2 separate regions of the Homo sapiens genome follow, and region 1 is linked to region 2. The links are chromatin contacts, found by Hi-C in ENCODE. All regions are on one chromosome and are shown on one strand. The core of a region is the stretch at or near the end of the contact, and the rest is flanking DNA. Distances in the headings are between cores, read along the strand shown.

Region 1 (6,276 bases), core at 1,868-4,367, 5.0 Mb before region 2:
AAAAACTAACATGAGTCTCAATCACTTCCTATCACCTTCAACAGGTTCTTTCACCTCAACAGGTTAACTTACCCAATGCTTGTGTATACTTTTTCTCACCTCAACCTGCAAAGTGTACCCCCATCTAAAATAGTCACTCTGCCATCTTCTACCAAAACCACTTTCTCACCACCAGGCCACCAATTCCTCAGAGCTCCAATTCTTCCAAGAAGTTTTCTCTACAGTAATAAACAAGGGCATCTGAATAGGGGAATCCCATAACTTTCTCTTCACTTGCCCTTGCTCGCAACTTTTTATCACCATCCAGCTTAAGTACAAGCTTTCCAAAGACAAGGACCAAAATAACCTTAATTTGAAGAGTGCCAAGATTTGGCCACACATGAAGCAATATTCAGCAGCTTTTGGGGCTGAAAATCCAACTGCTACTTGTAAGTGCTTGACAGCACTGGCTTCTTGACTTTTGGGGAGAAAAGCACTGGCACTACAGTAACACTACATTTACTGAGAGTTCTTAAGCACAATGCAAGAAGAGCTTGGAAGCAGCTAACCACAGATTCCCCAGGTTCCCTATGCTTTGCAGGCCCTGAAGAAACAGCAGGCTGGGTAGAGAGCATCTATGGGGTGGAAAAGGTGGCAGAGCTGGATTGAGTCAAGCCAAGACAAGCAGGATAGGTCCTCTTCTAACAGTTCCCCAGCAGCAGGCACTGTATGCAAAGTCCAGTTTCCATCCCTTAGTTACTTTCAACCTCGCTCCTTTTTTTTATTCCTCTAATAAATAAGAAACAAGGTCGGGTGCGGTGGCTCACGCCTGTAATCCCAGCACTTTGGGAGTCCAAGGTGGGTGAATCACAAGGTCAGGTGTTCGAGACCAGCCTGGTCAACACGGTGAAACCCCGTCTCTACTAAAAATACAAAAATTAGCCAGGCGTGGTGGCGTATGCCTGTAATCCCAGCTACTTGGGAGGCTGAGGCAGGAGAATTGCTTGAACCTGGGAATGGAGGTTGCAGTGAGCCAAGATGGTGCCACTGCACTCCAGCCTGGGCAACAGAGCAAGACTCCATCTCGGGAAAAAAAAAAAAGAAAAAGAAACAAGAGCAGACTCCAGTAATTGGCCACAGGTATAATGGAAGGTTTTGGAATTTCAGCTTACTGATCTTCCTCTTCATCCTACTTTAAAACTTTCACTAAGCATCATTAAGCTTAATGGCTTACAAAACAAGTGTGTCTATGCCAAGGCACACAGCGCTCAACGCCACAAAGGCAAGGACATACATTTTATGCAAGCTGTACCAACATCACAGGACTGAGGTTTCAGGGGACCTTTTCACCTCTCTTTCGATTACAGAAGTATTCTAGAATATCAGGGGCCAATTTGAAGACAGGAAGACTCTTGGAGATAGAAGTTTCACATTCCAAAAATGGGGAGGAGATATCAAGAGCCAATACAGCAGGGAAACGTCAATCTGACAGAGGAGGGGTCAGTTCAGGGAAAATCCAAGTGTGATGATCTAGAGCCCACTGGTGAAGTTTTATCACGGCAGAGAATGGCGGTTCTGATCCCTAGCTGTGTGAATGTGAACCAAAGCTCTTACGGAAGCCCTGGCAGCGGGATGGACTGATTTCAGAGATGAAAGGAAGCAAACAACCACCTCGCCGAGTAAGAGCTAACATTGCTGAGTGCTTACTATCTGCTAGGCACACTGACAAACTGAGAACCAGAAATTAAATAACATGCTCAAAGTCACACAGCTAGTAAGTGGCAGAGCTAAGTTACAAACCTAGGCATTCAGTGTAGCTCCAGAGGCCTTACTCTCAACTGCTGTACTATGCTGCCTCTGCACAGAAGATGAAGACGACTTCAAGAATGAGCAATGCTAGAGACATAAAGGGGAGAGGAAGTACTGTTAAATGCTAATTTCCTTCTACCTTGGGTACAAGCGGGATTCATAGGGCATTTGGTAGAACACCTAAAAGGTGTCTGCGTCCCTAACAGGACAGAGAAAAGCTGCAGGAAGCAGGAAAAGAGCAGAAGATAGAGTCGGACAGGCCAAAATGAATAAGTGAACTGCCAAGTGCACAGAAAGCAGTATCTCAGTCAGGGTCAAACACCACCTCGGAAGCTGGCCCTACTCAATAACAACCCAGGAGATACCATCGAGGCTTGGGACCCACGGAAAGTATCTAAAGCTCCGAGAGACAGAGAAAAGAAGTGTGGGAAGTAGGGCTACAAGGAGCACTTTAGGTGGCTCCAGGACTCACAGCAACTCCCTCGCCCCAAATTTCAAGAAAACGAGACCCAGAGTTAGGTAGCCAACTAGAAAAGCCTTTCTTATGTCACCAGAGTCCGAGCCTGGGTCTTCCCACCTCCGATACAGTGTCTCCATCTACCTTTCCCGTTCTCCTGGCTGAGAGGCTGCAACCCCCAGCAACCACCAGGGCCTGGTACATTCAGTAGGCACTAAAGACGCGTTTATTTAATGACTGAGCGAATGAGTGAATGAATTAAAAGTACTAGGGAAGGCGTCTGCTTCTCTGCACGCTGCGGTGAGGGTCAGCGAGTGAACATAGTGAGTCCCTAGGCGGGCACAATATGAGGTCCCCAATGTGCCTGTGCCGGTTCCAAGAAGCACACGTCTTTACAGCCCGCAAATCTCAGAGCAGCCCCAGCTTCCAAGTCTAGCTGCCGACCGCGTAACCACGGCCGACCTGCACTCGTTTCACGCAAGTCCCGATCATGCGGGGCTAAAAAAGAGGTCCCCGACGTGGGTTCGCGGGCCCGAAGCACCCTGGGACTTGTAGTCCCCAACCGGCCAGCCCAGAGACTCCTCTAAAGCCCCACGCAGCCCTCGCCAACGGCTCCAGCGCCGTGCTCGGGCCGAGCCAGGCCGCGGCTGGCTGGGGTCGCCCCTAAGCTGGGGATCTGGGCGAGGACAGAGGCGGCAAGCAAAAGAGGGTCCTACAGAGCAAGCCCAGGCCGAGCGGCGCCGGCCACCGGCCAGATGGCAGCTGATGGCGACGGATGCGCGAGACGCCACTCACCATCATTTTGGAAGCTTATTCAGCGGCCCGCCACTCTCCCCTCTTCTCCGAGACCGGGCCGCCCAGCAACCCACAATGCCTCGCGCAATAGAAATACCCAGAAGCTTGGGCCGGGAGAGGAAGAGAACGGACCACTTCCGCTACTCTATGGTTCGTTACCACCGACTCGGTGCGGCTAGAAGGACCTGAGGCTGGGCTTCGGGGACTCTCTAGTGAGGGGCGTTCATTAAAGAGGGGTCGCCGCATTTCGGTCGTGCTTCTTAGAGCACGGAGGGTCTTTGCTCGGCCCGCATCACCTACTAACTTAATTCCACCCTCCTCCATCCCCGGACGCCAGACCAAGGAATGCAATAAAGGCAAAAGTGTGGGACGCAAAGTGTGGGATAGGCTGGTGCCAAAGCACTTTACGTGAGCGATCTCATTTAATCCTCACAACCCTATTGCGTTGGTCCTATTAAGGCCATTTTACTGATGACAGAAAGGAGGCTGAGAGGTCAAGGTGTCCAGTGTCACAGTTACATAGTCAGTGTCAACGGGACGAGCGTGGGAAGCTGCCCCCAATGCCCGTTTTCTGGCTTTGCACTGGCCAGAGGCTCCTCGTGGATGGCGTGCGCCAGGCCGCGGCCCCAGCGCCTATCCACGGTGAGCGCGCAAGCGTTGGTGGCACTGGGCGGAAGACCCCCTGGCGCAAGACGAGTGCCTTCCCGTGAAGGCGTGGGGAGGAGGGAAGCGCAGCTGGGAGGAGGGAAGCGCAGCTGGGAGAAGGCTAATCGTCGTCAATCGAGGCGGCCTTGGAGTGGACAGGACCGAGACCGCAAGGGTTAACGGCCTCGACTATCGACAGCTGAAGCAAGTCCGGCTACGGGCACACCTCCAGTGCTTGTCCTCCCTGGCCCGCCCACCGCCAGCGAGGACCCGGAGAGTATGCTGGGGCGGGGCTGAGGCGAAGGCCGGTTGTAGCTGTTAAGAGTTTAAGCCAATCAGCCCCCGGCTCCACTTCTCTCGACCAATAGGAAGTAGGCTAAGGCGCAGAGGCGGAAAGTGTGGCTACATGAGCAGGCGTCAGAGCCAATCAGCCTTGAGCCTCGTTCCCGTCGTCCAGCCCGCGGCGAGAGCGGGTATGTGGGCGGGAGGCCGGAGCAGCTGTCAGGCTGAAGTCCTGCGAGCGACGCGCGGCGGGGCGGCGAGAGGAAACGCGGCGCCGGGCCGGGCCCGGCCCTGGAGATGGTCCCCGGCGCCGCGGGCTGGTGTTGTCTCGTGCTCTGGCTCCCCGCGTGCGTCGCGGCCCACGGTGAGCGGCAACGGGTGGGACTGCGTTGCAGGGCGGGGCTGGCCGTCCAGCTTGCGCGCGTCTCGGGTTGGGGGCCAAGGGTCACCTTGGGGACCCTGCGAGTTCAGAGCAGGACAGGTCTGGGAGCGGGCGGCCGGAATAAGTGGGTGGTGGTCCAAGGACATAAAGTGGGCGCAGCCTGAGGCTGAAGCTCTGACTCCTCACCTTCCCACGACAAAGCAGATCTCCCCACTCGCCCCTCCCCGCCCACTAGCGCCGACCCAGGTGACTTAGGGTGCGACCAGAAGGGACAGCTAAGGAAGGATACTACAGGCTGGAGATATGTATGTGAGCATTCACATGTACACAGGAGCACACATTCCTACACGTGGGCACACACGCACAAACCGTTTACACCTACACAAGCACATAAATGTATACATCTATGCACATAAGTGAGCACATACGTATACCCACAACTTACACAAATAAGCACACACAAAGGCAAGCAAGGGTTGGGGAGGAGGGAGTGAGTTTGACGCTAGTCCAGGAAGGCTTTCTGGGGGTGTATTTGTATCCGAGAGGGAGTCCCCACTCCCAGGACTGTATAGCCCAGTGCCAAGCCATGGGAGCTCTAACTGATGGCTGTGATTTGGGCAGTAAACAAAGACAGCTAAAGCCTTAATGCCATCCTTGGTACACAGTAGTGACTTGGTAGTTTGTTGATAGACTAACAGACTTGTGACAGCAGTTTTCTTTTTTTCTTTTTTTTTTTTTTGAGACGGAGTCTTGCTCTGTCGCCCAGGTTGCAGTGCAGTGGCCCGATCTCGGCTCACTGCAAGCTCCGCCTCCCGGGTTCACGCCATTCTCCTGCCTCAGCCTCCCAAGTAGCTGGGACTACAGGCGCCCACCACCACGCCCGGCTAATTTTTTTGTATTTTTAGTAGAGACGGGGGTTTCACCGTGTTAGCCAGGATGGTCTCGATCTCCTGACCTCGTGATCTGCCCGCCTCGGCCTCCCAAAGTGCTGGGATTACAGGCGTGAGCCACCGCGCCCGCCCATGACAGCAGTTTTTATCTTTCAACATTCCGCAGTCTCTCTGGGTTAAGGAAACCAGGGACTCAAGTCCAGGTACAACATTAAACTTTGGTGCTGAGGAGAAGATCCCATGCCCCAGAAAAATCTAGTGGTCTGGAAATTCTCTTCATCGGTGCTGTGGAGCTAGATATAGTTGTTCACCCATTCAGGAAAGTTTATAGGGCTATCCCTATATTGTAGCCACTGTGCAAGACACTGGTGACTCTTCACTGAATGAAGTTACAAAGTGGAAGAGGCAGATATTTAAAAATTATGAATCCAGGGCAGGTGCGGTGGCTCACGCCTGTAATCCCAGGACTTTGGTAAGCCAAGGTGGGAGGATCACAAGCCCTGGCAACAAGGCGAGACCCCATTCCTATTTAAAAAATGAAAAAAAAAAATCAGCCTGGTCAACATGGCGAAACCCTCTCTACTAAAAAATACAAAAAAAAATTAGCCAGGCATGGTGGCGCACGCCTGTAGTCCCAGCTATTTGGGAGGCTGAGGCATGAGAATCGCTTGAGCCTGGGAGGTGGAGGTTGCTGTGAGGCGAGATGGCGCCACTGCACTCCAGCCTGGGTGATAAAGTGAGACCCTGTCTCAAAAAAAAGAAAAAGAGGCCGGGCGCGGTGGCTCACGCCTGTAATCCCAGCACTTTGGAAGGCCCAGGCGGGTGGATCACGAGGTCAGGAGATAGAGACCATCCTGGCTAACACGGTGAAACCCCGTCTCTACTAAAAATACAAAAAATTCTCCGGGCGTGGTGGCGGGCGCCTGTAGTCCCAGCTACTCCGGAGGCTGAGGCAGGAGAATGGCGTGAACCCGGGAGGCGGAGCTTGCAGCGAGCCTAGATCGCAACACTGCACTCCAGCCTGGGTGACAGAGCGA
Region 2 (7,001 bases), core at 1,537-4,036:
TCCACTCACCTTGGCCTCCCAAAGTGCTGGGATTACAGGCGTGAGCCACTTTGCCCGGTCTACTCTCTCTTTCTTAAAACCTTCTTTTCCTTTAATTTTCTACCTAGCAGCTTTATTATCATTTCTGGGTCTTTTCCTTCTCCTATCACTAATTAAATAAGGAAAAATTTGAAGATTTCATTTTAATCCTTTTTAAAATTGATTCCCATATCTCTATTCCTTTCTAACCTGCACTTTCAGCTTCTATTTGGGTGCTTCCACTGGGATAGCTCATCAGCAACTAAAACTTTGCATCTTTAAATCTAAACTCATCTCTTCTCACTCAATAGCCAAACTTTGGACCTCTCCATTTCTCTTAATGTTAACACTATTTCCTGTCATCAAAACGAAAACTGGTCACCTTTTATTTCTCCCTCTCTGTTCCACACATCCACTATGTTGCATAGTCAGTCCATTTTTGCTTCATGTTGTTCATACTCGCCTTTCCTTTCCTCTGCCATTGGTATCCCTTATCACCTCATGCCTACCTGTTACTAATTCTTGTAACTGGCATCCCTGTCTTAAGTGTTTCTCCCTTCAATTTATCTGACATAATTCTTTCTGATAATCATCTAAGAGCTTGTTAAATTTTCTAGGAAAAATAAGCCACAAAGATATGTCCATTACCTCTTCATTTATCTAGTTATTTAAAAACATGTATGCCTTTAGCAGGGCTATTTGGTACATACATTTTTAAAAACACATATGCTTCTGCAGGACTGTTTGGTACCTGTTCCCACTCACACTAAGCTTTACATCAAAATTTAATGGAAAGAGACAAAAAGGAGAATGACTACTTACCATACTTTTCCCCTCAGCCTTTTGATGAAAAACCTATTAAAGGTGCATTTTGGATTTACTTATCTTACTGAATTCAGACTAGTATAAATTGCCTCCAACACAACAAAATTATGGGTTATTTTAAATCCACTGTATTCCAAATAGCTCGAATTCCTTCTTAGTGCATACCCCTTAGTTAAAATAATTTGATTTTCACTGAAAATGTCCAAGGGACACAAACAAATGCAGTTAGCATGATTACCTCTGGTAAGTGGAGAGAGGAAGAATTTTGCATACAGTACTTTTTCTTAAAAAGCACGTCTTTTTATGATAAAAAACTAATTTTAAATAGTATACCTAGAAAACGTTACACATATACCCTAGGGACTTTTTCTTGTTCTGTAATATGTTAGTATCAAATAGCAACATATTTAAATCAAGAAACTTGTGGAAGAAAGTGTCCCTTCTTGGCCTTTCCTTGATACATTCACTGTGTGACACAGCTTGTTATGTCTAAGTTCTTTTCCTTATTCATCCTGACACAGAAGCAAAGTAGCTCCTGAAGGGGGAAGGGGAGGGATGGAGGGGCGGGGAGGGGGGGATTGACAGAGAGAGAAAGACAGAGAGAAAGAGAGACAGGAACCATTTAGTCCTAGGGCAAATCGCTGAGCGTTTATTAGAAAAAAATGCATGCTCATCATATGGAAAAATAATTAGCACATAAAAAGAATAAAGTTCTCATGTAAGGATCATTAAGACTTTTTTAAAAAAAAACAACACAATGGCTTTTTATAAAATGACTCAAAGGCTTTATCAATAAGGAGTTTCCGATCACTCAGAAAACATCCTCTCTCTCTCTCTCACACACACACACACACACACACACACTCTCAAACACACACGAGTGCGGGCGATTATCAAGGCTTGTAAAGGAATAACTGGTTAAAATAGTTGCAAAATGTTTTCTTCGTTATCCTCATCACACCTCTCCTGACAGCTTTATTTCTTCTCTCGAACATAAATTTCCTCCTTATGCTTTTCTGGATGTAATTTCCTATTGTAATCTGAATTTTCTGGGAAGATAATTGCCACAGGAGTGGATATAGCTCTACTAAAAGGATAAGCGGGCAATCTACATTCGAGTTTTTTTCTTTTTTTAAACAAAAACTGATGGACTCCGCCAAAGGGGAGTCTGGACGGTTTATGGGAATGCAGAGCTGGGTGGAAAGTCTTTCTGCGAGTGGGAAGTATCCCTTCTCCTCGTTTGCCCAGGTTCTCCCCACGCCTCGGGCTGCGGCCAGCTTTGGCTCGCTTCTCTGTCTTTGCAACCTGGTTCCTGACTCTGCCAATTCATATTACAGATGGGCCTGCGGGTGCTGCACCGGGGTGACAGCAGTCCTGATGGGCCGTGCAATTCTGTAGTGGATCCAAGTCGGTACACGGATGCACAGATACCTTTGACTGCCTCTCGCAGGACTTGGATTTTTCCTGTTTTTTGGTGCGGCATCCGGGTGGTTCTGACACCCTAAGACTGCTCCTCTGCTCCTCCTCTCCCGCAAGGCTTCCACTCCAGGGCCCCTGTCCCCCTTTCGCTAGCACTCGCGCACCCCTCGCGCTTCCTCCCGCCGGGGAACCCTCGCATTTCCTCCTTCCCCTCCCAGCCTTGCCTTCTTCCCCGCCCGCCTCCAGCCACATGACCGGAAGGGCTCCGCCACGCGACGTCACCGACGTCCGCGCCCCCGCCCCTGGCCTCCCCCCACCCTGCACGCAAGGGGCGGCCGGCTGAGGGGCGAACGTGGTCCGCGCGCTCAGCGTTCCCCAACCAGAGCTCGCCAGAGCGCCGCGGCACTCGCCGCCCAGCGGGGCGCGCAGGTTCCCGGATGTGCGGCGCTCGCGGAAGCCCCGCCCCCGCCCCGCGCGCTGCAGCACTCCGCTTTCCCCTCCCTCTCCGCCCTCCCCTTTTTTCGTGCCTTGAGGTTGCGGGTCAGCGCGAGCCGCTGCAGTGAGTCCGTCACGGCTCCGGCGCGAGCGCGAGGCTGCAGCCCCCGAGTTTCCCGGCCGTCTTCGCCCCCTCTCCCCCTCCTTTCTTCTTCTCTGCCTCTCCTGCCTCTCGCCGCTGCTCCTCCCGCGCTCTCCGGCTCTGAATCTCGACCTTAATTTATTTCCCCCTACCCTGCCCGCTCCCTCGCGTGCCCAATCGCCCGGCCGGCGCGGGCCCCGCGGCGCCGCCTCCCCTCCCCCACGCGCGCCCCCTCCCCGCCGGCGACCCGAGGGCCGCAGCTGGGCCGCCGCCGCCGTTTCCTGCGAGCCAGCCTGAGCGCAACACTTCTCCGAGCCAGCGAGCCAGCGAGCCGCCGACCCGCCGAGCAAAATGGTGAGACCTTGGCTTCCTCGATGCACCATCCCTCCCCCTACTGCCGCCGTCCGGGTCGGGTGCGGGGGCGAGCCCCGACGCCCCCGGTCGGCTGTCCCCCGTGGAAAATTCCAGAGACCCGGGCCCGGCGGGTCCCGCGGCGGTTGCGGGCGAGCCGGAGAGGGCGGCGGGGCGGCTGCTGACAGGACGGCGGCGGGGCCCCCGCGCCCGCCCCCGGCCTCTGCGGGGCGCCCCTCTGCTGCTCGGCCGCCGCCCCGCCGTCGCCCCACCCCCGCGCCGCCGGTCCCGCCCGGCATCGACCCCCGCGGGCACCGCTGACCATCAGCCCGGCGCACTCTCCTTCTCGCGACCCTCCTCCACGTGGAGCACCCCCCTCCCCTCCACACTCACTCTGTTTTTCGAGTTCGAGGGTATTCTGAAATCCTTTGGAAATAACAATATGTGGCAAATGGCACTTTACATAAGACCCACTTACTCTCCAGAGCTGCTGCTGCTTCCACTCACTGCCTGTTTCCCAGCAGTGAGTCTTGGCAGGGAACCCTGCCACTCACTTCCCCTCTCCTGCGAGCGTCGGTTTAGCTGCGGTGCGCAGCCCTGCGGGGTTTCCGTTCGCTGCTGCTTTGCTCGCTGCCCTGGCGAACCGGAAAGATCCAAGGTGTTTGTTCACGAAAACATACGCGAACTTGGTTTGGGAGAAATGGGGGCGCTTAATTTTTCATGCTTCCGTTACTACCAAGGGTTTTTTCATTTTCTTTGGTACCTTCTTGTGTCTCTCTCTTGGAGTGGTTGTTTTTGAATCATGGCGATTTTAATTTGTCTTTCCTTACCCTCACATTAATCCCTAGGTAGAATTCGCTGCTGTAGTGTTTCAGACCGACGCTAGGGGTGTGTCTCCCGCCTCTGTCGCTGCAGCCAAGAAATCAACGACGCCCTTTTAGCCTGTTACCTTACCGGTTCTCTCGCTCGGGGAAGCCCTAGTCGTTAGTTTCCTCTTTGTAATCAAGAGTTGTATACACAGTAGAGAAAGTTCAGAGTGCTATTCCGCGTATATCAGATACTCCATCATGCGATTCAGTTATTAGGCTTTCTCTAAAAGTCTTTGAACAGTTGTCAGAAGACTTAAACTGGTTGACGGTGGGTAATTTCTCGCATCTTTTCCACTGTATGGTATCCCACCCTGTATGTAGAATTTAAGTGCTTCAGTGTACGTGGTGGATTACTGAAGGGAGGAATGCTGTTGCTTACAACTTAAAATCGATTTGGTGAAATCGATTTTAAGGGAAGAACGTGAAATTAGAATATTCAGGTAAGTCAGCTTTTATTTAAAATATAGGGCAAATGAGTAAGTGCTTACTGGTGCACTTAAAACCCAGATTAAGAGCAGACTTAAATGATTGCCGATTTTGATGTGTAGAGAAAGTTTTTCCTTGCCAACTTGCGAGGCAGCTCAGAGAGGCAACTTTGGCACCTGAAAGTCACAAAACAATTTAGGAAGATCATAGCCATTCATCATATAATCTTTTTGTTGGCATAGTCTTTTGAAGTGAAGAATTGCATTTCAGTGCTTTAATAGAATTTCCTTATGCACATGCTTTACTTGAAGGTCAGGATCTTGAAGATCTTTGTTCATTGCAGGGAATGTTTTTACTTAGCTTTATAAACAGCACATTTGAGGAACAATGATCTAGCCTTTTGTTGTTTATATATTATACAGCGAAGTGGTATGGTTTCCAAATAGTAACTCTCTTGCGGTGCACCCCGTCCTCTGTTTTTTGAACAACAGACTGAAACTGGGAAGTTCTCTTTTAGCTCTTCAATTTCTTATTTTCCTGTTAACTCTGTTTTCTTGTCTTTTAAAATATTTTACGGTGTATCAGACGATGTTGTTTCCTGCCAGGTCATTATGTTCCTTTTCTTCCCAGCTCCCTTTTCAGTATTTATTTCCTAATTCAACTGTTGGGTTTTTTTTTTTCCTCTTTCATCCTCCCAATACCATTTCAGGACCTACATAATGTTGGCAGTGGCTTTCCAACTTTAGGGTTATTTTGGTCTGCTGAATACAGTACTGGTTTGAAAGTATCAAGACCATACCCATAACTCAACTTTGCCATATGGGATGTCGATTAACCCAAATAAATCAGGCTTTGGAGTGATCTGGTTAATTTTTCTGGTTAATTGAACATACAATTCTGAAAACTTTCACACCCTTTGGAAAATCTCTCTTAGAACTCTTATTATTTACATTCTGTCAACAGCATTTACAGTATGAAATATCACTAGTTAATTCAAGTATGGAAAGTAAAAAGGCTTATAAGATTTAAATGTACTCTCAAGGATCTTTTCTGACAGGTATTAATTTTAGTTGGTGCCTTAAACGTAGTTTATTTTTTTTTTTCCTGAAAGTTAAAGTCTTTCCCTCCCTTCACCCTTATTTGAGTTTTAAATTGTTAAGCGTCCAGGGAGAATGAAGGTTATATGTTAAAAAAAAAAATCTTGTAAATAGTGAGCTCCTAGGAATTTCCCCTGAACGAGGTGTTTTATATATGTTTTTGTTGAAATAGATAATACGGATTTTGTTCTGGATACTTAAATGAACATAATATAAAGGTAATTGTTTTACGTTTTGTTTCTTAAGGGAACTTTAAATTTTATAAAGGCCTTTTCATGTCTTTGTGCTTTTAAACTTTTAAATTTTTTTTTATCTCCATGATCTGCATCTAGAACTTAAAACAAATTTATTGCCGTCTATAACTGTATGTAGAGTTTTACACAACATATTCTAGTTCAGATTCTGTGGCAAAGGCCACTTTTTAGAAAAAAAAAAACCTGTCTTATGACCAGCGGAATTAAAATTCACATCTGTCCTGAGAAAATTTATCCACTCATTTTGTCCCATAGTGAATGAGAAAATTAAAATGGTTCAAGGTATAAAGTAAAGAAGCTGACTAAGGGTCAGTCAGCAATGAGAGGGACAGACAAGTATGGAAGGATCAGGCAACTGTTATAGGTAGTAAGGCAGTATAAGGAAGTCACCTTGGGCCAGGAGGATATTAAGTCAGACAGTGGGCCTGGAGTCTGGGGCAAGCAACAGGGATTCATTCCTATCAACAAATACTTGTAGATTTTGTCTGCCGTTTACTGGTTGTTGTGCTCTCTGTTGTGGAGGATATTGCAATGATTAAGGCAGGTTTCCTACCTTCATTTAAGTAGAGAATGTAAGACAAATGGCAGTAACCGTGAAGTAAGTTAGCATGTGATGAGTGTCATATGAATAGTACACACAAAGCATGATAGAAATTTAAGAAGGAGCAAGATCATTTTCACCTGGGATTAGGAAAAGTTTTATGAAGGAGGTGGTAATTGAGCTAGCTGGGTCTAAAAAGATCAGCGTTGCAGTAGGCAGAGTTGGAGGCATCTAGAAGAAGGCACTTTAAATCCTAAAGGGAGGAAGAGACAATGTACATTTGGAGCACTGATGGTTCCCGAACCAACAGCAACAGCATCATCTGGAAACTTGTCAGGCCCCACCCTGGAACAACTGAATCCAAAATTCTGGAGATGAGCCAAGCAGTCTTAAGTTTTATAGGTCTTCCAGGTAATTGTGATATAGGCTGAACTTTGAGAACCACTGTTTAGAGAATAGGAAGGAATGTGTAAAGTTGAGTCAAGCGTCTCTTAATGTACCTAGCACTAACTATATGTACTTAAGACATAATTGTTATCTACAAGGAAATTAATCAAGTAGGGTAAATAAGACAGTGATTATGCAGTGTGCTATGTGCTATTAACAGACTAAACATGGGATGCT

The links. A loop is a pair of places that touch in the nucleus more often than their neighbours do. Pooled maps may share reads with other maps.
Region 1: a map of CD8-positive, alpha-beta T cell shows a loop between it and region 2 (7-fold over the local background). The contact joins the promoter of CCT7 here to the promoter of PPP3R1 in region 2. A Hi-C loop is called at or near these places in 2 of 168 maps with a recorded cell type or tissue (CD8-positive, alpha-beta T cell and naive thymus-derived CD4-positive, alpha-beta T cell) and 9 of 50 pooled maps.

The regions. Positions count from the first base shown.
Region 1 is chr2:73,231,149-73,237,424 of GRCh38, reverse strand. It overlaps CCT7 (chaperonin containing TCP1 subunit 7), which reads right to left and starts at 3,117. Exons shown (of 12, transcript NM_006429.4): 1 at 3,041-3,117. The coding sequence starts at 3,046. It overlaps PRADC1 (protease associated domain containing 1), which reads left to right and starts at 4,186. Exons shown (of 5, transcript NM_032319.3): 1 at 4,186-4,331. The coding sequence starts at 4,265. RefSeq lists enhancers at 3,230-3,299, 3,420-3,469, 3,111-3,642 and a silencer at 3,930-4,139.
Region 2 is chr2:68,248,317-68,255,317 of GRCh38, reverse strand. It overlaps PPP3R1 (protein phosphatase 3 regulatory subunit B, alpha), which reads left to right and starts at 2,786. Exons shown (of 6, transcript NM_000945.4): 1 at 2,786-3,193. The coding sequence starts at 3,191. PPP3R1-AS1 (PPP3R1 and CNRIP1 antisense RNA 1) reads right to left here and starts at 3,715. Exons shown (of 2, transcript XR_001739527.2): 1 at 3,584-3,715. RefSeq lists an enhancer at 1,667-2,336 and silencers at 2,427-2,866, 3,127-3,176, 3,357-3,466.